Linked DNA regions of Homo sapiens: region 1 is linked to region 2. A link is a loop called in an ENCODE intact Hi-C map of the cell type or tissue named here. Cell type or tissue: endothelial cell of umbilical vein. All regions are shown on one strand. Links, peaks and the distances in the headings refer to the core of each region. The heading gives the core; the rest is flanking DNA.

What was found. Peaks named below come from ENCODE experiments on the same cell type or tissue, not always from the same donor. Only the 100,000 strongest peaks of a DNase experiment are listed, where the experiment ranks them.
Region 1: a loop joins it to region 2, with 2.1 times the contacts of the local background. A loop is called at or near these places in 10 of 110 quality-filtered maps.

Annotation. Positions count from the first base shown.
Region 1 is chr1:97,519,906-97,531,028 of GRCh38, forward strand. The region is part of intron 12 of DPYD (dihydropyrimidine dehydrogenase); the gene reads right to left. Among named protein-coding and RNA genes, the nearest start is that of DPYD-AS2, 270 kb to the right of the region's middle. In endothelial cell of umbilical vein, for the core only: a CTCF peak has its summit at 5,872; no DNase peak of the experiment used is centred there.
Region 2 is chr1:97,133,353-97,144,475 of GRCh38, forward strand. All of the region lies in intron 20 of DPYD (dihydropyrimidine dehydrogenase), which reads right to left. The region is part of intron 1 of DPYD-AS1 (DPYD antisense RNA 1); the gene reads left to right. Among named protein-coding and RNA genes, the nearest start is that of DPYD-AS1, 43 kb to the left of the region's middle. RefSeq lists an enhancer at 4,918-5,047. In endothelial cell of umbilical vein, for the core only: a CTCF peak has its summit at 5,086 (motif pointing right); a DNase peak (open chromatin) is centred at 5,019; H3K27ac peaks cover 567 bases.

The DNA of each region.
Region 1 (11,123 bases), core at 1,228-9,227, 390 kb after region 2:
ACAGAGAAATTATTTTATCTGAGACACTTATAGATCATAAAAAATATAATTATTTTAATTAATTACATTGAAAATATTTGGTTATATGTTTAAGTATTAAAATGCATTAACTTCCCCATATTTTTCAGGAAACCAACTTAAAATTTCTTTGCATGGCATAGTCTGATTTTTTTATAACATAGTGCCAATATACCTGTTAGACTCAGTTATTAATGTTCATATAGAACTATTTTCATTCATTTACTTATTCAGCAGGTATTTGTTAAGAACTTGGGGTTAAAAAGATGAACAAAACAGACAAGGTCTCTGACATTTATATGCAAAAAAATACAAATAAATCTACCACCTACCACCAAATAAACACAAAATTTAAACTACCAATAGTTCATCACACTGTTACATGTATTTTACCTGCCTAAAATACAAATAAATCTAAGACTTTACTCATGCGTTAAACTCTTCATAATCCTTCCAAACTCAACTGATTCATTCAAGCATATACTTCTTGGGACATTTCCTTACTACCACCTATACACTTTTCTGAAGTAGTTACCTCTTTTTTATTTACTATTCCACAATTTTACTTTAGTATTATTCTTTGAGTTCTGGGATACATGTGCACAATGTGCAGGTTTGTTACATAGGATGCTATGGTGGTTTGCTACACCTATCAACCAGTCATCTACATTAGGTATTTCTCCTAATGCTATCCCTCCCCTAACCCCCCACTCCCCAACAGGCCCCAATGTGTGATGTTCCCCTCCCTGTGTCCATGTGTTCTCATTGTTCAACTACCACATATAAGTGATAATATGTGGTGTTTGGTTCTCTGTTCCTGTGTTAGTTTGCTGAGAATGGTGGTTTCCAGCTTCATCCATGTCCCTGCAAAGCACATGAACTAATCCCTTTTGGAGGCTGCGTAGTATTCCATGGTATATATGAGCCACATTTTCTTTATCTAGTCTATCTCTGATGGGCATTTGGGTTGGTTTCAAGTCTTTGCAATTGTGAATAGTGCTTCAATAAACATGTGTGTGCATATCTCTTTATAGTAGAATGATTTATAATCCTTTGGGTATATACTTAGTAATGGGATTGCTGGGTCAAATGGTATTTCTGGTTCTAGATCCTTGAGGAATCACCACACTGTCTTCCACAATGGTTGAACTAATTTACACTCCCACCAACAGTGTAAAAGTGTTCTTATTTCTCCATATCCTCTCCAGCATGTGTTGTTTCCTGACTTTTAAGTTATCGCCATGCTAACTGGCGTGAGATGGTATCTCATTGTGGTTTTGATTTGCATTTCTCTAATGACCAGTGATGATGACCTTTTTTTCACATGTTTGTTGGCTGCACAAATGTCTTCAAACAGAGAGCCAAGTCATGAGTGAACTCCTATTCACAATTGCTACAAAGAGAATAAAATACCAAGAAATACAACTTACAAGGAATGTGAAGGACTTCTTCAAGGAGAACTACAAACCACTGCTCAAGGAAATAAGAGAGGACACAAACAAATGGAAAAACATTTCCACGGATAGGAAGAATCAATATCATGAAAATGGCCATACTGCCTAAAGTAATTTACAGATTCAATGCTATCCCAATCAAGCTACCAGTGACTTTCTTCAGAGAATTAGAAAAAAGTACTTTAAATTTCATATGGAACCAAAAAAGAGCCTGTATAACCAACACAATCCTAAGCAAAAAGAACAAAGCTGGAGGCATCACTCTATCTAACTTCAAACTATACTACAAGGCTACAGTAACCAAAACAGCATGGTACTGGTACCAAAACAGAGACATAGACCAATGGAACAGAACAGAACCCTCAGAAATAATATCACACATCTACAAATATCTGATCTTTGACAAACCTGACAAAAACAAGAAATGGGGAAAGGATTCCCTATTTAATAAATGGTGTTGGTAAAACTGGCTAGCCATATGCCGAAAACTGAAACTGGACCCCTTCCTTACACCTTATACAAAAAATAACTCAAGATGGATTAAAGACTTAAATGTAAGACCTAAAACCATAAAAACCCTAGAAGAAAACCTAGTCAAATACCTCAGGACATAGGCATGGGCAGACTTCATGACTAAAACACCAAGAGCAATGGCAACAAAAGCCAAAATTGACAAATGGGATCTAACTAAACTAAAGAGCTTCTGCACATCAAAAGAAACTATCATCAGAGTGAACAGGCAACCTACAGAACAGGAGAAGATTTCTGTAGTCTATCCATCTGACAAAGGGCTAATATCCAGAATCTACAAAGAACTTAAACAAACTTACAAGAAAACAAACAAACAACCCCATCAAAAAGTAGATGAAGGGTATGAACAGACACTTCTCAAAAGAAGATATTTATGTGGCTATTCCACAGTTTAAAATATGCTGCTACTCAGCTGTCATCATAGTCGGCTGTACATGTTAATTTTCTCTTCAAAAACAAGCTCCTTGAGGACAGTGACCAAACATATCTTAACCAAATTATTATCTCCATTGCAATTAAAAATATGCATGTATGTCGGGCGTGGTGGCTCACACCTGTAATCCCAGCACTTTGGGAGGCTGAGGTGCGTGGATCATGAGGTCAGTAGATCGAGACCATCCTGGCTATGGTGAAACCCCGTCTCTACTAAAAATACAAAAAATTAGCTGGGCATAGTGGCGGGCACCTGTAGTCCCAGCTACTTGGGAGGCTGAGGCAGGAGAATGGCGTGAACCCGGAAGGTGGATCTTGCATTGTGCCAAGATCACGCCACTGCTCTCCAGCCTGGGCAACAAGTGAGACTCTGTCTCAAAAAAAAAAAAAAATCCATCTATATAAAATACTTATTCTTGAAGGCAATTCTTTCCTCTGTAGAGATATAAATAAAATCACCTTTTCACATGGCATTCCTCAAGTATATTTTGCAGAACTAACATATACTTCCTACATCTCCTTTTTTTCTCTAGGCTAAACATTTTTATCTTTAATAATTATTTTTAATACAAAATGCTTTTAGTATTCTAGTTATCCTTTGTCAGATATCTCATTTACCTATATGCTATGAAATTGAGGAATCCGCTAACATAGTTGAAAAGGTTAAAAATGAGAACTCGAATTTTTGCCATTTCCCTCCCTCCCTTCCCATTGTAAAGCAAGAATCATTTTATAACCTGGACATCACCATGACCTCTTTGATTGTTCAAAATACACTCAATGAAAACTAAAGAAAACTACAAAAGGAAAAGAAGCTGAAGTCCTAAAGAACTGAGATGAGAATGGTAAAAATGGAGATTAAGGAAAAGCTAAATGTCCAAGTTTTAGAGTGTAAAGATAAAGAGCAACCTTTCCTTTTTAGAAGTCCTTCCTAGACATAAGAAAAATTGAAAATAACAAGGATGTTTAAAGACTATTTTTTTAAAGTTTGCTTTCTTCACCCTTAGAATTTTTGGGGGGAGACTGAGTAAAGGTTTTATTCACTTACAATAAAATTTCTAAAAATTAACTCCATGACAAGTATAGACCATCAGGAGCCCCAAATATATATGCATTACACTTAATTTTTTTCATTTCATTGTCATCTGCAAGTTCCTTCAAGCTTCTTTACTACATACAGAATAAAGCAGAACCTCAGCATTATATAATCCCAATTGTGATCTGGGCCCTTCTCCCTCCCCGCCCTTTCTAATCTCATCTCCTATCCCTCCTTCAAAATATTTTTTGCTTCCACTTATTGAACTAGTTATAATTTCTCAAATAAAACAATATCATTAATGCATCTTTGCATTTTGCCTTTCGTTTTTTGTTTTTGCTTAGAATGTTCTTTCCTGCCGGTGTTAATGCTTTGAAAATTCCAACTAAGCCTTCAAAAGTCAGTCCTGTTGTCCTCTCCACTAAAAATCCTCCTTATGTGTAAAAAAGGGAGACAGAGGGGGAAATGATAAACTATCATTTAATGCGTATAGTGTTTTAGTTTTGCAAGGTAAAAAAGTTCTGGAGAAACATGATGTATGTGCTTAATGCCACTGGAACTGTACACTTAAAGATGTCTAAGATGGTAAATTTTATATTATGTATGTTTTATCACAATTTAACCATGAATAATTATTTTAAACTAAAAAAAAAAAGTCTAGTAAGCCTCTTGACAGAAGATACCGCAAAGGTGTCATGAAGGCCAAGGGTTGAAGTTTTAAAACCTAAACTGTGTAACAGGCTCTGTAACGGGGAGAAACCCAAGAAACTTATGGTCAAGTTGAAACTCACAAACTGCAGGAATATAGTCATTGGGGTCCCTTAGATGCAGAAAAGAAAATTAACTACAGCGAGTTATGTTTGTATTTCACATAAGAAAGAATTTTGAAATAGAGTTGTCCATTAGGGGTAGGGTCTGTCCTGGGAGATGTGAGCTCATTTCCATTGGATATGACTCAGATTATCTATTAGTCATGCCATGGGTGTGAAGTTGGAGCTAGATAAACTTTAGGATATTTTCCAAGCCCTAATTCCATGACTTTGTGATTATTATCGCCATAAACTCTGAAGTCTTGGCTGGGCACATTTTCCACAAGGGGCTTGTGGTAAAGTGTAGAACAACGAACTCAGAAAAGGCCTATTCAAAAATCAGAACTAGTCATGGTCTAAGATATATTCCCACAAAGTTCTGAGGCCAAGATAACTTACCGATATATAACCCAAGAATATTTCTGGATGTTTCAGTTACTGAGCATCCAGGAAGCCTCACCTCTGGACATTGTGTGCTAATCATCTCTTCTTTCTTTCTTTTTTTGAAAACAGTCTGTATCCATCATCAAACACCCCTAGGATGTTATCCTTCTTGATGGACACATTACAGTTTATTCAGGATATAATTTACACCCCCAAATTTCTATCCCTAACTCAGACCTCTCCTCTGATTAGATTGTTGCAATCAGTTGGATATTTCTGATTTGTATTTTAAACTTATTACACTTGAATATTTATTAGGCATTTTAAACTGAAAACCCCTGACGCAAATTTTCTGCCATCAAACCTGCTTCTTCTACAGCCTTGCCCATTTCAATGAATGGCAACTGTATCCTTCCAATACCTTTGGCCAAAAACCTTACAATCATTTGTGCCTTTTCTTTTACACCTTACAGCCAGTCTGTCAGAAAAATCTATTGTCCCTTTTTCCAAATATATTACGTTTCTCATCTCCACTACTACCTCCTGGTCTAAGCATGGTTATCTCTCACTGAATTTACCACAATAACCTCTTAACTCATCCCTTTGCTTCATGTCTCAGTCTTTCGCAGCACAGGAATCACAGTAGGCTGATGATTCCTACTCAACATTTATGGTGAGTGATTGTGGTGATGGTTGCATGACTCCATACATCAGTCAAAACTCATCAAATGGTATAATGGAAATTGGCAAATGTTATTATATACAAATTATATTGCAGTATAGCTGATGAAAACAGAAAAGAAAGAAAGAAAAAAAAACCTCCTCAGCTTCCCACAAGCAAAGCTGCTTCCTAATCGTACTCTGTACTTATTTGCTTACATATATGCTATCTCCCGCTTGATTTAATTTCAGCACCTAGCATAAGACTTGGCAGAGAGATACTCAACATATTTACTGAATGTATTAGACTAGTGACCTTGGGTACTTAGTGTCTTTTTCAAATTAGTTTCCAGTAAGGTGATAATCAGTTTAGATGAAATAATCATTAGCTTTATTCCAAATCTATAAAAGCCCATTATTCTATGATTCTAACATAGAGTGGCATTGAAGCTCTGGAAGATTGCTGATTTTAGGCCAGTCTCTCCAAGAGCCATCTAGTGGGAAGAGTAAGTAATTGCCCTGGGTAATTAGAGAGAGAGAGAGAGAGAGAGAGAGAGAGAGTGTGTGTGTGTTTTAGGCCAGTCTCTCCAAGAGCATCTAGTGGGAAGAGTAAGTAATTGCCCTGGGTAATTAAGAGTGTGCGTGTGTGTGTGTGTGCGCGCGCGCGTGTGTGTGTGTGTGTGTTTTAGGCCAGTCTCTCCAAGAGCTATCTAGTGGGAAGAGTAAGTAATTGCCCTGGGTAATTAAGAGTGTGTGTGTGTGTGTGTGTGTGTGTGTGTGTGTGTGTTTCTATAATTCAGTCACATTAAATGACACAAAGATTCACCAACATCACACTTTTGCCAAGGTCTTGCCTAAAATAGAGCATTTTTCTCCCTACTGGAATTCTGACTTCCAATTTAGAATGAACTCCTTTGGTGGGAAGTAATGAATTGGCCTCAGATACTTATCATGAGTTACAGGAAGATCTCATGAAACTCATGCAGAAATGCAGCCAGGCCTCCAGGAAGAGCTGGGAATTCTCGAGGAAAGTAAGAAGATTTTTCGTGCTTTGTCCTCTTTCTTTCTATGTACAGCTACTTTATTCTTCTCCCTCTTCCAATTGGCTTTCTCTACTTCTTTATCCAGAATGATTAATATTGTGTAGGTCTAGACCAGTAATTTTTTACTCTACTTACCAGAAACACGTAGAGAGTTTTAAAAATTATGATGTCCAGGCCAGGTACCTTCCTACTAATTATATCAGAATCCCTTGGAGGGGGACTCAAATAATAGTATTTTTAAAAATATTTTAAAAATCCCTCCAAGAAATTACACAGAGCATTCAAGGATGAGGTCACTTCTCCAGTAACATGAGTTCTTTTCCTAGTTCCTAATTATCAAGTAAGAGATTCAGGCTTGGCCAATATTGTGTTAGGTGTCTATTTTATTCAACTACGTGGCTACTGGGGGTCTGTTCAAGAGAACAGACCGTTTAAGTTCGGAAGATAGTCTAAAAGGTGCTCATGTGGACCTCTCATCTGCTAATAAAGTGTCAGCTCTGACAAGCATCAACACATTGTCCAAATGTTAAGGTCTACTGTAAAAATAGGACAGTTAAAATGTTTTTCTATTTTATTCTTAAAATCAACAAGACAGTTGTCCATTTGCAAGTAATATTTATACCAGATCCAGTGATAAGTATTTTTTAATCACGATTTTTAAGGTATGCATTATTCTCCTATTGAAGATGAGGAAAGTGAGGCCCAAAGAAAGTAAACTGCTTGTCCAAAGATTAATAAGTGGTAGAGCAAGACCTGAATTGAAAGTTTACACAAACTACATTATATCAAACTGCCCCCAACCTTTTTTTTTTTTCTTTTTTTTTGAGACGGTGTGTTGCTCTGTCGCCCAGGCTGGAGTGCAGTGGCGTGATCTCGGCTCACTGCAAGATCTACCTCCCGGGTTCACGCCATTTTCCTGTCTCAGCCTCTCGAGTAGCTGGGACCACAGGCGCCTGCCACCACGCCCAGCTAATTTTTGTATTTTTTGTAGAGACAGGGTTTCACCATGTTGGCCAGGATGGTCTTGATTTCCTGACCTCGTGATCTGCCTGCCTTGGCCTCCCAAAGTGCTGGGATTACAGGCGTGAGCCACCATGCCCAGCTGCTGCCCCCATCTTACATAAACATGAATTTTCTAAATTATTAATGTCCTCAAAACAAGAAACTAACCTAAAAAGTTATTCATGATGGTTTGATTGAACACACAGAGTACATATACACACACATTGAAAAATCTTATCAAAAATAAAAACCATACCCTATTCAAATATCATTAAGACAATCATAATGCCATTAAAGAATAGAAATAAAAATACAGTCAAACTATAATAACCCATTATTTTATTATTAAATTATTACTCTTTACCACTGGTTTCCTCTGTTATACCTCGTGGGGTCATGGAATTATAGCAGAGACATTTGGATGTGTAATGATTATGTTGTTGGGAAAAAGTAACTCACATGGTAAGTATACATCCCAGTGGCATTTTCTCCTGATTTGCTTTGCTAGAATGAAATTTGGAAAAAAAAAAAAAAAAAAAGGAAGAGAAAAGCACTACTAAAAGCAATACTAGTGGTAGTGTTTGTTATATTTGATTGAAGAAGAAATCACCATCACTATGTTCCATGCAATTCAAAATAATCAAACAGCTTTCACTTAGTCATTTTGTTTATATTTCATTGTGATATGCTACAACGGGCCCTATCTTGGAGTACAGCTGCTATAGAAACATCCATTCTGAAATTATTTTAAGGAAAAGAATAAATAACATTGCATAGCTGCTTGTGGCTAGATTAATTCACAGACTGGATTAATGCATTAATAATTAACTCAAGATCAGTTCCTTCGCTCTTTGAAGAAATATCTATTGAGGGAAAAATCTTACAGGGTAAAAATTAATTTGGATTAGCTGTTTCCATGATGGAAAGGCCTAGCTCCAGTGATTACAATTATAATATAAAAACAGATTTCATTCTCCATTTTGAGAAATTATTATTCATAATAAAATTTCCTTCTGATATAAAATCTTTTCTGATTTGAGGCTTCAGAAGTTTCTACAAAATAATGATTCCATTTTACGCATTTCTTTAAAAGACTGTGTTCACATTCTTCTATACTTGTAATCTGAGCATAAAATAAGACTAGAAAATTAAATAATATTAATTGGCTCCATGGCATAATGGTCAGCATATCTGGACTCTGAAAATTAAATGATATTAATTCAAATCCATGTCCCATCTTTCTCCATCTAAACTCTACCTCTACCCCCAATTATCAGCTCTTTAGCAACTTAATGTAGTAACATGCAAAAACTCCTCCTCCTTCAACAAAAAATAACTATTCCTCCCCAGTTTTCCCCCATTTACTTTATGACACTACCATCCATCAAGCTTGTTAAAACCTGTTAATTGTATTATTTTTGATATTTCTTCTCTCTCAAATCCCATTTCTATTCTACAGCAAATCTAATTATTTTTGACTCCATTCTCTTTGCCACTATTATCTCTTACTGAGACTTTTTCTTACTGACTTCTGCATTCTCCTTGCCTCCTACTCAAATCTGTTCTTTACTCTGTACCAGAGTAGGGTTTTTAAAACAGAAATTTGATTGTGTTATGCACCTGCTTAAACTTTTCATTAGTTTTTCATTGGATTTTGTTAATATTCAACTTTTCATGATAGCCTACAAGCTCTTTCATGATATGGTCCTGTCTGCCTATCCAAACTTACCTTATGCCAATCTCTATAAATATACACATCATAGTCACATGTGCCTTCTACCAAACTCTGCCTTTAACTGGACATTTACACTTGCTATTTTCTCTTTCTGATGTATTCTTTTTCCATACTTCTATTTCCTTGTAAACTCTTCTCCCACTGCCACGTACCAGCTCTTTAGCAACCTGAGGTAGTATCACCAATGAGCCAAGTGAACTTGTAAAATATGCTTCCTAAACCCCATTTGTCCCATGATCTAAAATATTTCCTTAGCATATAAAATTTATCTATATCTATCAAGTGCATTCTATACGGCAGGCATTCTGTCCAGGTGCTAGGAACACAACAGTTAACAGAGTATCTTTTCTTTCTTTTTTAAAAAAAGTAGTCTATTTTATTTATTAATGGTTAAAAAACGGCTTCACTAAACATTGTTTTGTTATTTAAATATTAATATGCTGAGAGCAGTATTATTACACACCTTTTTTTCCACAGCCTTATTGAGGTACAATCAGTCTACAATAAACATAATTAATGTATAAAAGTCAGTGCTTTGGATATATGCATACACTCATGTTACTATCACTACAATCCACGTCACAAACATATCCATCACGTTCAAAAGTTTACTTGTGTCCCTTTATTGTTGCTTACTTTATCCCTTCCTTTTTTTCTTTTCTCTTTCTCTTTTCTTTTCTTTCTTTCCTTTCTTTTTTCTTTCTTCCTTTCTTTTCTTTCCTTTCTTTCCTTCTTTCCCTTCCTTTCTTTCTTTCTCTTTCTTCTTTCTTTCTCTTTTTCTTTTTTCCCTTTTTCTTTCTTTCCTTTCCTTTTCTTTTTCTCTCTCTTCTCTCTCCCTTCCCTCCTGTCTTCCCTTTCCTTCTTTCCTCTTTCCTTCTTTCTCCTTCCTCCCTTCCTTCTTTTCTTTTCTTTCTCTTTCTTTCCTTCTTTACTTTTCTTTTCTTTCCTTCTTTCTTTCCAATATACCCAGCATCCCTCTCACCCATCTCCTGGAAACCATCATTCTATTGTCTATTTCTATACATTTGACTACCTTAGATGCCTCATATAGAGGGAATCATGCAGTATGTGTCCTTCTGTGATGGCCACTTCATTTGGCATGTCTTCCCGGTCTATCCATTCTTTCACAAACAGTACAATTTCTTTCTTTTTTAAGTCTGACTAATATTCTCTTGGATGTATACATCAGAATTTCTTTTTTTTTCTTTTTTTTTTTTTTTTTTTTTGAGACGGAGTCTCGCTCTGTCACCCAGGCTGGAGTGCAGCGGCACAATCTCAGCTCACTGCAAACTCTGCCTCCCAGGTTCACGCCATTCTCCTGCCTCAACCTCCCGAGCAGCTGGGACTACAGGCGCCCACCACCACGCCAGGCTAATTTTTTGTATTTTTAGTAGAGACGGGTTTTCACCATGTTAGCCAGGATGGTCTCGATCTCCTGACCTCGTGATCCGCCCGCCTCGGCCTCCCAAAGGGCTGGGATTACAGGCGTGAGCCACCGCGCCTGGCCATTATCCATTTATCTATCAGTAGACATTTAGGTTATATCTTGGCTATTGTGAATAATGTTGCAGTGAACATGTGGGTGCAGATATCTCTTTGAGATAATGATTTCAGTTATTTTAGATATATACCCAGAAGTGGGACTGTTGGATCATATGATAGTTCTATTTTAAATTTTTTGAGAAACATCTATACTGTTTTCTATAGCAGTTTCACCATTTTACATTGCACCAACAGTTGTATAAGGGTTTCAATTTCTCCACAAACTTGTCAAACTTTTGTTTTTCTGATAATAGTCATTGTATCAAGTGTGAGGTAATATCTCAATGTGGTTTTGATTTTCATTTTCCTGATGATCAGTGATAAGCATTTTTTCATGTACCTGTTGGCCATTTGTATGGCTTGTTTGAAAAAATATCTATTCAAGTCCCTTGCTAATTTTTAAAATTGGACTATTTAAATATTTTGCTATTGAATTTTAAAAGTTTCTTATATTTTTTGGAAATTAACTGCTGGTTA
Region 2 (11,123 bases), core at 2,035-10,034:
TATTCTACTTTTTTTATTTGAAAAAATAACTTTTTTCTCTAACTTATGCAGGGGAATCTGCTTGTTAGTGTCTTTTTCCTTTTTGTTGCTTTTAAAAATTGATTACCTATAGAAGCTTGGTAAATATTCAGTTTTATTTTCTTCTACATGTACTTTGGTTTGTTTTTATATCTAACTATCTAATCCTTTGAAATTTGTTTTGGTATATGGTATGAGACACTTTTGATCTTTTTCTTCTGTAATTGCTATACCATATCACAGAGCACACTGCAATTTAAAAAATCCTTTCCCATTGTTGTATGAAAACTTCTATGATACACATTGACCTATTAGGTTACATTTTTTATTTAAAATTATATTGTAGGCCTGGTGCGGTGGTTCACACCTGTAATCTCAGCACTTTGGGAAGCTGAGGTGGGCAGATCACTTGAAGTCAGGAGTTCGAGACCAGCCTGGCCAACATGGTGAAATCCCGTCTCTACTAAAAATACAAAAAATTAGCCAGGTGTTACGGCATGCGCCTGTAGTCCCAGCTACTCAGGAGGCTGAGGTGGGGGAATCGCTGAAACCCGGGAGGTGGAGGTTGCAGTGAGCTGAGATCACGCCACTGTACTCCAGCCTGGGTCACAGAGCCAGACTCTGTTTCAAAAAAAAAAAAAAAAATATATATATATATATATATATATATATATATATATATATATATATATATATATTCTAATTATATTAGGTAGAGACTGTTAAGGTGTAAGTGTGAGCAGCAATAATAAGCTGATAATAATGTCTTTATCTTTTAGGTAAAGACTTATGGCCAAGCTAGGGTTTTATATAGCTGGCTCTAGGCTGACCATAAGTTTTCAAAAAATGGGAAGAACATCACTTTCAACATTTAAATTGAGTTATTAATGTATTTCCATAGCGAAAATAACCCTATTAAACCTGAGTATAAATATTTGCTTTCCTCTGAAAAATGATCAGATTAAAATAAGCCAGAATTTGGTATTCTCACATCGTATGTATGAGCATGAGTTCTGAAACAGATTGCCTGAGTCTAGCTCTCTGGTCTGCTACCGACAGGCTGGATAGTTTGGCAAATTATATACCACCTTTGTATGCTACTTTCCTCATACGTGACAGGATGGTAATAATAGTCATGATTTCTTGCAGTTGTGATAAGAATTAAATGAATTGAATTAACATTTATGCCATTTTACCAAGTTTGGGGAGGAAGAGGAGGAAACGTGTCAACAAAGGCTTCCTTAAAGAGGGTGACCATTTGGTTAAATCTTAAAATATCAGTAGATTTTCACTATTTGAATGTTCTATTTTGACACGACTTTCTGAAGTTGGTGGTGGCCCAGTTAGCAGAGAATTTTTACTACATACTTTTAAAGGTTCAGCGCAGCTCTGCAGGGCCACGTGAGATGTTGCTTCTTATTAGTAGCCCTCGGCATAATGATGAAGTAAGTTAACGTTGCCTTTGACACTTAACCTCCTCTCAGTGAAACCAAGGTATGGATTTGAAAGTACCTCAGTGTTGGGAGTTTAAATAGAAAAAGATCTGATAAAATAATTTACGCAAAGGTGAACAGTACCTAGTGGGTTACTCTTTCCAGGTGGGGTCTTATATATATATATTTTTTTTATTTAAAAAGTGTTTTGGAGATAATTGATATTTTAAAAAATCAGCCTAAAAGACAGCTTAATCCACCATTTTTCTGAGTTTCCCTAAGCATTAAGTTTGGTCACCAAGAAGCAACGTTCTTAGATTTTATTAGCTTAGGTTCACTCGAGCATACTTCTTTTGAGTTGATTTAGCTAATCCTTAGCTTTCACTAAAAATTGATATGGTATAGGTATTTGAAAGACACTTTTGTATTTTTCACAAAACCCCGGCTATAGGCATTGTACAGTAAATTATTAAGTGTTCATTAAATATGGATCCATGTAACAAAATTTTCCCAATATTTACTGCCAGGAGCAAAGTGTTGTCTCTTAAGACAAACCTAGACATCCCCTTTTATCAGACCATGAGAGCTATAAAACTCATGAATTTCTTTAGTTTCTTGGCTACCAATAAGTTTACAGCAAAACATGATGTCCTGTTTTAATAATATAGCTTATCTTTTGTTTCCCATACAAGCACTTCTTGCTTTCTAAATAATTTCTGCTGTGTCTTAAATTTTAAAAATTTTATTACCTTTAATGTTTTAAATTGGTAAACTACTTTAAAAGACATGTAGGAACATGAGTGGAATAGTTGTTGCCTGTGTTCCTCATTTGACCCTTACTAAATATTAATTTTTAAAAAATAGTGTCTTTTTTCTTTCCAAGTAGATTTCAAGGTTTTATGGTAGAACAGGATTTCTTGTTTTCTATCCTCTATACTCACCCCACATGGGTACTCAATAGCTAAATTGATTGATTGATAGCTGTCTTTTAAAAGCAGATGTCTAGACAGGATTTTTAATGATGGACCTTGTTAAAAAATGATGGACTAATAGTGGAAATACTAGGCTGAGAGAGTGTTTCTGTTATTTTTCAAAATTCCTCTACAATGGACTATGGCCATTTTCTGCATGCAAGGAAGAACACAGCCAGGATCACCGTTCTTTAAATCAGAAAGGACTTTGATAGAGTCCAGTTCCCTCAGTTCAAATGAGGAAACCAAGGCCCGAGGAGTTACTATCATTCCCAGAAGTAGCGAGCTGAGTCAATATAACGTTAAGACTGAAATTTAGGCCTCCCTGTTGCCAGTCTGATGTTGTTTGATGCCAATCCATTTATTCACTTTCTGCTTCCACACAAGAATGACTTGCATAATTTTAAAGGTTGGAAATCCAGCATGATCCTAAATCAGAGTCTCCATTCATAAAACTCTAAGCTTTAAAAATGCTAGGAATCATTACACAAATAAAATCCTGAGCACTCATTGTGCTATGCTTTGTGCTAAACATGTTTCTTTTTTCCATATAGTCTTCGCAATCACCCTATGAGGTCAGTACTGTTATTATTCCTGTTTTAAAGACGAGAAAATGAGAGGCATGTCTCATGTTTAGCACTGGGATTCAGTGGCACTCTCCTACACTGTGTGGACTGCCTCGCGAATCCAGTCATGTATACACATGTGTGTGTTTTTCCTTTTGGACACGTAATGAGATTTTTTTTCCCATGCCAGACTGGGGTATCTTAGTATCTCTCTCATGGAATTCTCAATTCCTACCCACCTAGGTTTTTCCCTGGAAACTTCCTGCCATCAAAGCAGGAATGATATTTAGTGCTTCAGTATTAGAAGGTCACAAATTGTGCTGGAATCCAAGGGAGAATCACGTATTTGGATGAATCACGAACGAATAGTCTGAACTTCCCCAAAAACACTGTCAGTAAAAATAAGGTGCTGCCATTAAATGACACCTTTAAAGAAGGCAAGAACGCAAATTTATGACAAGAAGAAAGAACTTCTGAGCCAAAATCAGCTAGATCTTTTTTGTTTTTTTCAATGCCATCCTTGACACTGGTAAAGAGTAGTCAGCTAGGTATTTGTCGACTAGAAAGAATCGTTAAAATGGACAACTAAAACCATCATATTTACAAGTGACACAAATCAGAAATTGTTGGCTAACAAATCTCCTTATTCCATCACTGTGATATTTGCTAAAGCTGACCACCTATTAATTTTTCCAGTGGAGCCTAAGGATATAGCAAATGCCAAGTAAATAGTTCAATCTGAACCAGGTTTATTGTTCATCGGCTGGTGCTGTGGTACTGTGCCGTGCTTGTGTCTTTTGTTGCTGTGGAACAGCAGGCCTTCCGGGAATGCTAAGAATACAGTGTCTTCCCAGAGCTGATTACACCAGACACGGGCCTCAATGATGCATGGACCAGCTAACACAGTGCCACACAACCCCACAATGCTTTCAGCATATTCAGTCATCTGCCTCGGAGAGACTGAAAATATTACTATTGATTTGGCTTGGTGTTTAATGTGGTTGTTAAATTTTAAATCCCTGTACAATGACCAATACTTTGGGTAGTAATGTAATTCTTCCAGGTTTATCATCTCTCTTGAAACCTGACTATTTAGTACATTGTGTAGCATTAAATTTCAGACAGGGGAATAGGTTTTAATAACACAAACACTTAATAAAATAACTTTCCATGAGCTTTCTCATAATGGTATTAACAGGGAAAGACAATTTCTCTCATTGCGCTTCTCTGCAGACATTCTGTCGGCTCTGTATCTCCATCAGTTTTTTCATAATGTGCTCTTGGCACACTTACTTTAATATTGCTGGTTTGAGAGCACTGTCTTTTTTATCCTTGTCACTAAATGTGATATTTTGAGCACTCAAGATGCGCTGCAAGCAGGCCTAAAGTATTTATATTGAAACTACAATGGCAAAGCATGTAGGATGATCTACCTCTCTGAAATGAGCCTTTAGGAAACAACTTCATCTTGGGAACATCTCTGGCTACACAATTGTAAAAATGGGCTGATAATTAAAGTACCAGGGAACACTCCTTCCATATTCACTGTTTATAAGCAGAGTGGTCTTGGTGGGTGCACACCTTAACATAAAGGAAGTAATACTTACATCTTGCTTTTGTCACACCGAGGCTGATATCTCCACTAAGTACACATCCCTAATCCAAGACGTTAGCAAACATATCTCTTATCAGCAGTACGGCTTTCACAGGCTTTTTTCAGTGTCCACCAACCACTTTCCATTCTGGATAAAGGATGTTAGCTAGGTAAGAGGATAAGCACAGTTGTAATCTGGATATTCAAGCTGACCTAATGGTAGATGCTGGATGCACACTGAACCTGGCCTGGCGGAAACCTGTTTCTATATGAGAATGGCATGTGGAAACAGGGACAGATGGTGGGGTCAGTAATAAAGAACTTGTTTGTTGTTGCTGATTGGAGGCCATTTCTTCTGCCAGCATGACTCCACAGATTTATCCTGGCATTGGTGACCAAGGGGAGACAAACAATGTTGTTCAACAAGCATTCTGAAAGCTACCATATGGCCAGAAGGAAATCTCTGGAGAATACTAGGATGTGCTGTGTTGTGCTACACTGTGGTAGTATTGCTCTTAAGCAGTAGGGGGCATGGTGAGTTCATCCGGTTAGAAGTATAAATAGAAGTAACTGAAAACAGCAGGAAATATAATCCGGTGAGCTTGCGAGCTGGTGAGCAGTTGTGTTGTGGGCTGCTTTTAAGATTATTTGCTTAATAAACTGCATTAGTTTCATTCTTTTGCATTTTTCTCGCAAAAAATGTTCATAAAGGTTGGGTTCTAGGGTGACAAAGTGTTGGGAAATTTTGTTGATTTAAAAAACATAAATATGAACTAATAAGAGAGAAGAATTCATGTTAGTCTAGAAGCTTAGTTAATTGGGAGTCTCTAGAGGAGTCACTCAAGATAGTGTTTGCTAATTAAGGCAATGCATTTTCCAGGGATTTGGAGAAGGAAGAGCTCTCCTCTGGCTTTCTGTCTGCTTATGAGTTACTGTGCAGCACCAGTGACGAGCTTTCACTGATTCCAGTCACATGACTGACTTGGGTAGATGTATTCCACCCTCATAACAAAGGCTTGTGGGTAGTAAATATTACCTATCAAATAAAACACCAAGGTAATTCCAGTTAACTCTTTTCAGGAATTCTAAAATTTTGTCATTGAGTTTGGTCCTTTCGAAAAAGAAGTCTGCCAGAATTGGATATTTCTTTTTTAAGTTTTTGGATTAGTAAATCTTATCCAAAATGTAAATTAATTTCCTATAATAGCTCCAAATTAAGAATTCTACAATTCTGTTGATCCTATTCTGATCGATGCCAGATTCGGTTCATCGGTGATGAACAAGTCAGTCATGGTGCCTCAGATTCCTTCCATCTCATTTCTGATGCTGTAGCTGGATTTCTCTAATTATAATTGGATCACGCCAGTGGGATTTTTAGAAAACTGCAAAGTGTTTTTTGTTCTTCTGAGAAACAAGTTATAAAAATAAAAAAAAATTTATGTATTCTGAAAATGGCTTCACAAGATGAATCTTTTAAAGAAAAATCAAAACATTATGAAAAACCTAATAACACTCATAAGTTTAGATATGCAAAAGAAAATGAAACAGTATTAAACCCCAAGACTGGGTTCTATTCATGGATTTAAAAAATCTTGGACCTGTCTTTACAAAACTTGAGTTTAACCAACTGAAGTATCATTACATCCTTGGTTTTAAACGTCATTACCACACTACCAGATATTTCTAGACTGAAAAGATTTTTTATGTTTACGAACAACAGATTAAAGGCAAAGGCAGCATTATTGTAATAGGATGTCATAAGATGTTTCTCAGTCTTAGATGAGGCCCCAACTATGAAAGGAATGTTGGCAAATCTCCTTCTTTCTAAAGGTGGATCAGGCAGGACTTGGTGAGATGTGATTCAAATTTACTCTGTAGGTCTGGGATCTTTCCCTGTCACCCATAGCTCTAAGGAGAGGCAGAGAAGACACTGGAGAAAAGATTATGTATTGATAGCCCAGAAAAAGTGCTGTAATTTTCTCTGCTCTCTCCTGTAGAATGTTCTGTTTCCGCTACCTCAAGCCAAGTGACAGAAGACACTCTAAATACAATCAAGAGTGGGGTACTTGCCCAAAGAGGCAACTGACATTTTTTTTTTTTTTTACTCTGGGCTACCTATTTGCTACTTGGAAAAAATCTGCCTTTATGGGACACTTGCTGACTGTAGTGATACCAGTCTTAGCAACCTGAACATGGACATGCCCCTGGGTGCTTGGGTGGGTAGCTGTGGAGGGTTAAAGTAAGGAGGCTGGTGTCTGACTACTGCTGAGAAAGGCCTGTATGTCAGAGGTTGGTTGTGAGGGTTCCCTGATAGTAGGGCCAGTAGAGGTGTTTGCTTATGATGACAGAGACAGGAGTTTTTTTTGGGGACACTCTGGAAAGCTGCTGCAATATAACTACATTGAAAGCCCTGCCAAGGAGAGGTAATCCCAGTAGAAAGAGACTTCAGGGGTGAAATGCCGAAGCATAGGAAATCATAATGGGCAGAGCAGAAGGTATCACCAGGGAGACAGAATGGGAGGCTCTGAAGATCCCACAGAGGTATCCTTTAAGAAAAAGAGTTGGCACCTGCCCTGATTGCATCAATATCACAACCATGCCATAAGAGCACTACACAATCATCTTTTAGCCTCATATGCTTCATCCTTTCCCAGCACAATGGAGGAATCACAGGTGACATGGAGAAGTGGAGAAGAAGGATGGGAGAGGGAGGCAGAAGATAATCACAGACGACCTAAGCATCCGGCCTTTTCTCTACTGATGCTATAGGGCCTAGTGCAGGTTAAAGCAGAGATTGTTTAAATAAGAGGAGAGCCACAAGTTTCCTGGCTGGACTCTTTATTATCTGAGGGTGTTCTAATGTCTGGAAGTGATCAGAAAAACTCTGGGATTTTATCCATAGCCAAGAAGAGGAGCTTAGTGGGTTTTAAGAGAATAAAGATGTTTCTGGCTTGTTTTGAAAGTGCAGCTCATTTGGTACACTATAATACTGTTTTTTCCCAATAATCAAGTAATTAATTTTTGTGTGATGACATGAAGCCAAATGTAAGTGTGAGCTGAGTGGATCATACGTCTAATAGATCTGTAAACATGAGGAGGTAGGGAAAGTTCACTTCTGAGTACATATCACATCTGCAAACCTTGTCATAGTGATCCAAAATGGAATGGGAAGTACTGAAGATGTATAGTGATCTCGCTTCATGTAGGATTGTGCTTGCATTTTCTAACACAGTCCCTGGCATATAATGGAAGCTTAATAAGTGTATGCCAGACCGAACTGGGAAGCTGGGAAGACCAAGCGAGGCACGAGGTGCATAGAAGGTGACTAACAGGTTCTTGAATTAGAAGGGAACTAAGTTAGAGCATGAGCATGGCCACTATTCCTCTACTCTACCTTACTTACCTCCCTGACTTTGTCTCTTATTACTCCCCCTATCTACTCTACTCCAGACACCCTACTCTTGGCTGATCCTTAAGGCTTTTTTACTCGCTATTCCTTCTGCCTGGAAATCTCTTCTCACAGACATCCACGAGGCTTATTTCTCATTTCCTTCACATTTTGCTCATATGAGACTTTCTCTAAAAGGTCCATACTCACTGCTGTCTAACCTTTAAAATGCAACCTGTCTCCTGACTTCCATACTTTTGAGCTCCCTTGCCTTCTCCACCCTTCCTGTTTACATAGCCCTTATCACCGAATATACTATCATTTATTATCTTTACTGTTTGTTCATTTTTATCTCTTTTACTTAAATATAAGTTCTACAAGGGTAGGTTCCTTTTTTAAATGGATAAATCCCAAGTGTCTAGAACAGTGGCTGACACATGGTAGGAATTTCAGTCATCTTAGCTGAATGAATGGATGGCAATAGATGCCCAGAGGCCTCTGTGTCGTGTTAACTGGATTCCATTTGAGGCATTACAGAACCCTCCGGGGTCAGGGGAGGAGTTACTGACTCCTTTGCCAAGTAGCCGCAGTACATATCCACAGCCTCCTACCAAAATCAGCATTCTGGGTATTCTAGAACCACACACGAAAACTGCTTAGGAACTCTCAAATCAAGTAGCAGGTCAAAGAACTCCTTTGATTGACTCTTTGTTAGGCTGTTTGGAGTAGGATGTACTAATTAGATTTGGAAGCACTCAAGGTTTATACTTTGAGCTTTATCCCCATAGAATGCAGAGAGAATAGAAATGTAAACCCTAGTAAAAATTAAAATAAATTAACAGAATCAATCTAGATAGTTCTTCAAGTCAACTTGCACTCAAAGAGTATTGGGCCTTTTATGGTGCAAATAATCATATTGTACATTAGGGATAAGTAAATCTATCTTCAGTTAGACTTTGGCAAGCATTTCTGCTTTTAAATGTGAAAAGCCAACTTGAAAATTCTGACAAATATATTTTATAGAAAACTTCATGTAACATTAGAAAAGAAAAAGAAACTAGTTTCCTTCATATGGTTCTACTACACATATAGAATTATAAATACATGCGAATCTCTCTTTTTCTCAAGGACCAAAGAAGAGAAATGAAAAGAAAAACAAGAAAAAAGAAACAAAAGATTCCAGAGATGTTGTCAGTCTCTTTCAAACAGCTCATTCTTTGGAAAGCATATCTCCGTCAGATTTCATTCTTCATACTTGTTTCACTTTCCTTCATCAGTAGTAGACTTAAAACACTGTTACTCTCTTTATAAAACTTTACATAATAATCTGTTATTTTTTTTTACAGAAAAATAGCAATTCCTCCTCAGCCATTCTTTGTTGGCTAAACTAATTTAATTTATTCTGTAAGCTAAATAATGCCAGCTCTTTATGCCCTTCCTGACTTTCCTGCTTGGCACTTGAATAGTCTTGATTCTTTTAAATTTGGTTCTTCTAAGATTTTCTGATGAAATTTGATGAAATATTTTGATGAAATATTTGATCAATAATTCTTTAGAGACTTATAGAAAACTTTCAAAAGCTATTGCTTTCATTTTTAGTTTTTCTCAGTATAAAATACATGTTCCTTAAAGAAAACTGAGGAAATATAGAAAAGAAAAAGAAAGAAAAATTACCAAGAATTTCTGCTTTCAGAAATGTCTGGTAATATATGGGTATTATCATAGCTTTTTTTTCCTGTCCACAAATGCATGCTTTTTTTAAATAACAAAAACAGGAATTATATTTAGATATAGCAAGGTTTCTTGTTTTTTTAACTTAATAACATGAGCATTTCTAAGGGCCATAATATACTATTTTTAATATTATTATGATTATTTTGAAAATAAGTCACTTTCATTCTACCAGGGATGTTTGGAACAAGGTGTGTTTTGGAATTCCTTCTTGCTAGAATGGCTATATTGGAATCCTGTAGGGCATCTTGACATCTGCTTTAGGCACACTGAAATGTTCAATGGCAAGAGTATTTAGGACTGAGAACATCTGACCACTCAGAGCAAATTATTTGAACTTCTAAGTGAATTAACCCACAAAAATGACTTGATAACCACTATCTAATGCTGATTGAGATATCGAAACCACTTGTCCACAGGTGGAAAGAGCCTCCAAGATAAGTGAATCTAGATTCCTGAGTAAGGAAATTTAGTATTACCCAGTGACTGTACCAATTAGATAGACCCTTCTACCTACAGACTCAGTGTCAACCTCTATAAAATAGTAAATATAATCCTCACCTCTTTTCACACAGGAGTTTCTTAGAATTTAAGTTTGGCAAACACTATAAAAAATAGCTCTGAGTCACAAGAAATTGCCATATTGCCAGGCTACTTAGCTATTTATTACCTCACACTTTTAGTGTCTGAGGTGAGTCAACTTTAAACAAAAAAGCATTTTGAAAATGGATTTTACAGCCCATCTTCGTAAGGCCATTTCTTATATCTCATCTTTCAAATTTCATTTGACCAGAATTTGGGCAAAGAGAATTATTCTTAATACATTTGTAACGGCTGCTTTTATGTGTCATCAAGAAGAGTTGTTCACCAGCCAATGGTAACTGACTCTTCTGACTCTTTATCCCCAGTTACAGACCTTCCGAACAAGGAAATTATTATTCTTGCCATGATTCTCTGGTCATCAAACCCTGCTATGCATCACCATGAAACAAATATCAAATAAAGGATAAGTCTCAGGAAAACCCCAGAACTGGATTTCAATGCTCAGATCCTGAAAAAGTATTCTCTGATTTTAAGACATTTGCTGATTCAAGTGACTTTTTAAAGCAAAAAGACAACAAATGGGTACGCTTCCTTAATGCAGAGACATAGGCAAATGCCTTTCTTTCAGCTTTACGCAAAGATAGAAGAAGAATCTCTTACATTCTGGGCAACCATCTGGAACTCTATTAATTGGTGTATGAAGCAAGCTAAACTATAAGCTCAGATGTAACATGAAACAAATATACTCAATTAATGGAAGGTAAAATTACAGTCCCCAAATGGAAAGAACTACAAGTTCTCTGGTCATTCTACACGAAAAGTTCATTTTGACATTTCAGTTATATTAACAATCTGTTCCTGCTTTGGTGGTCTGGAAAG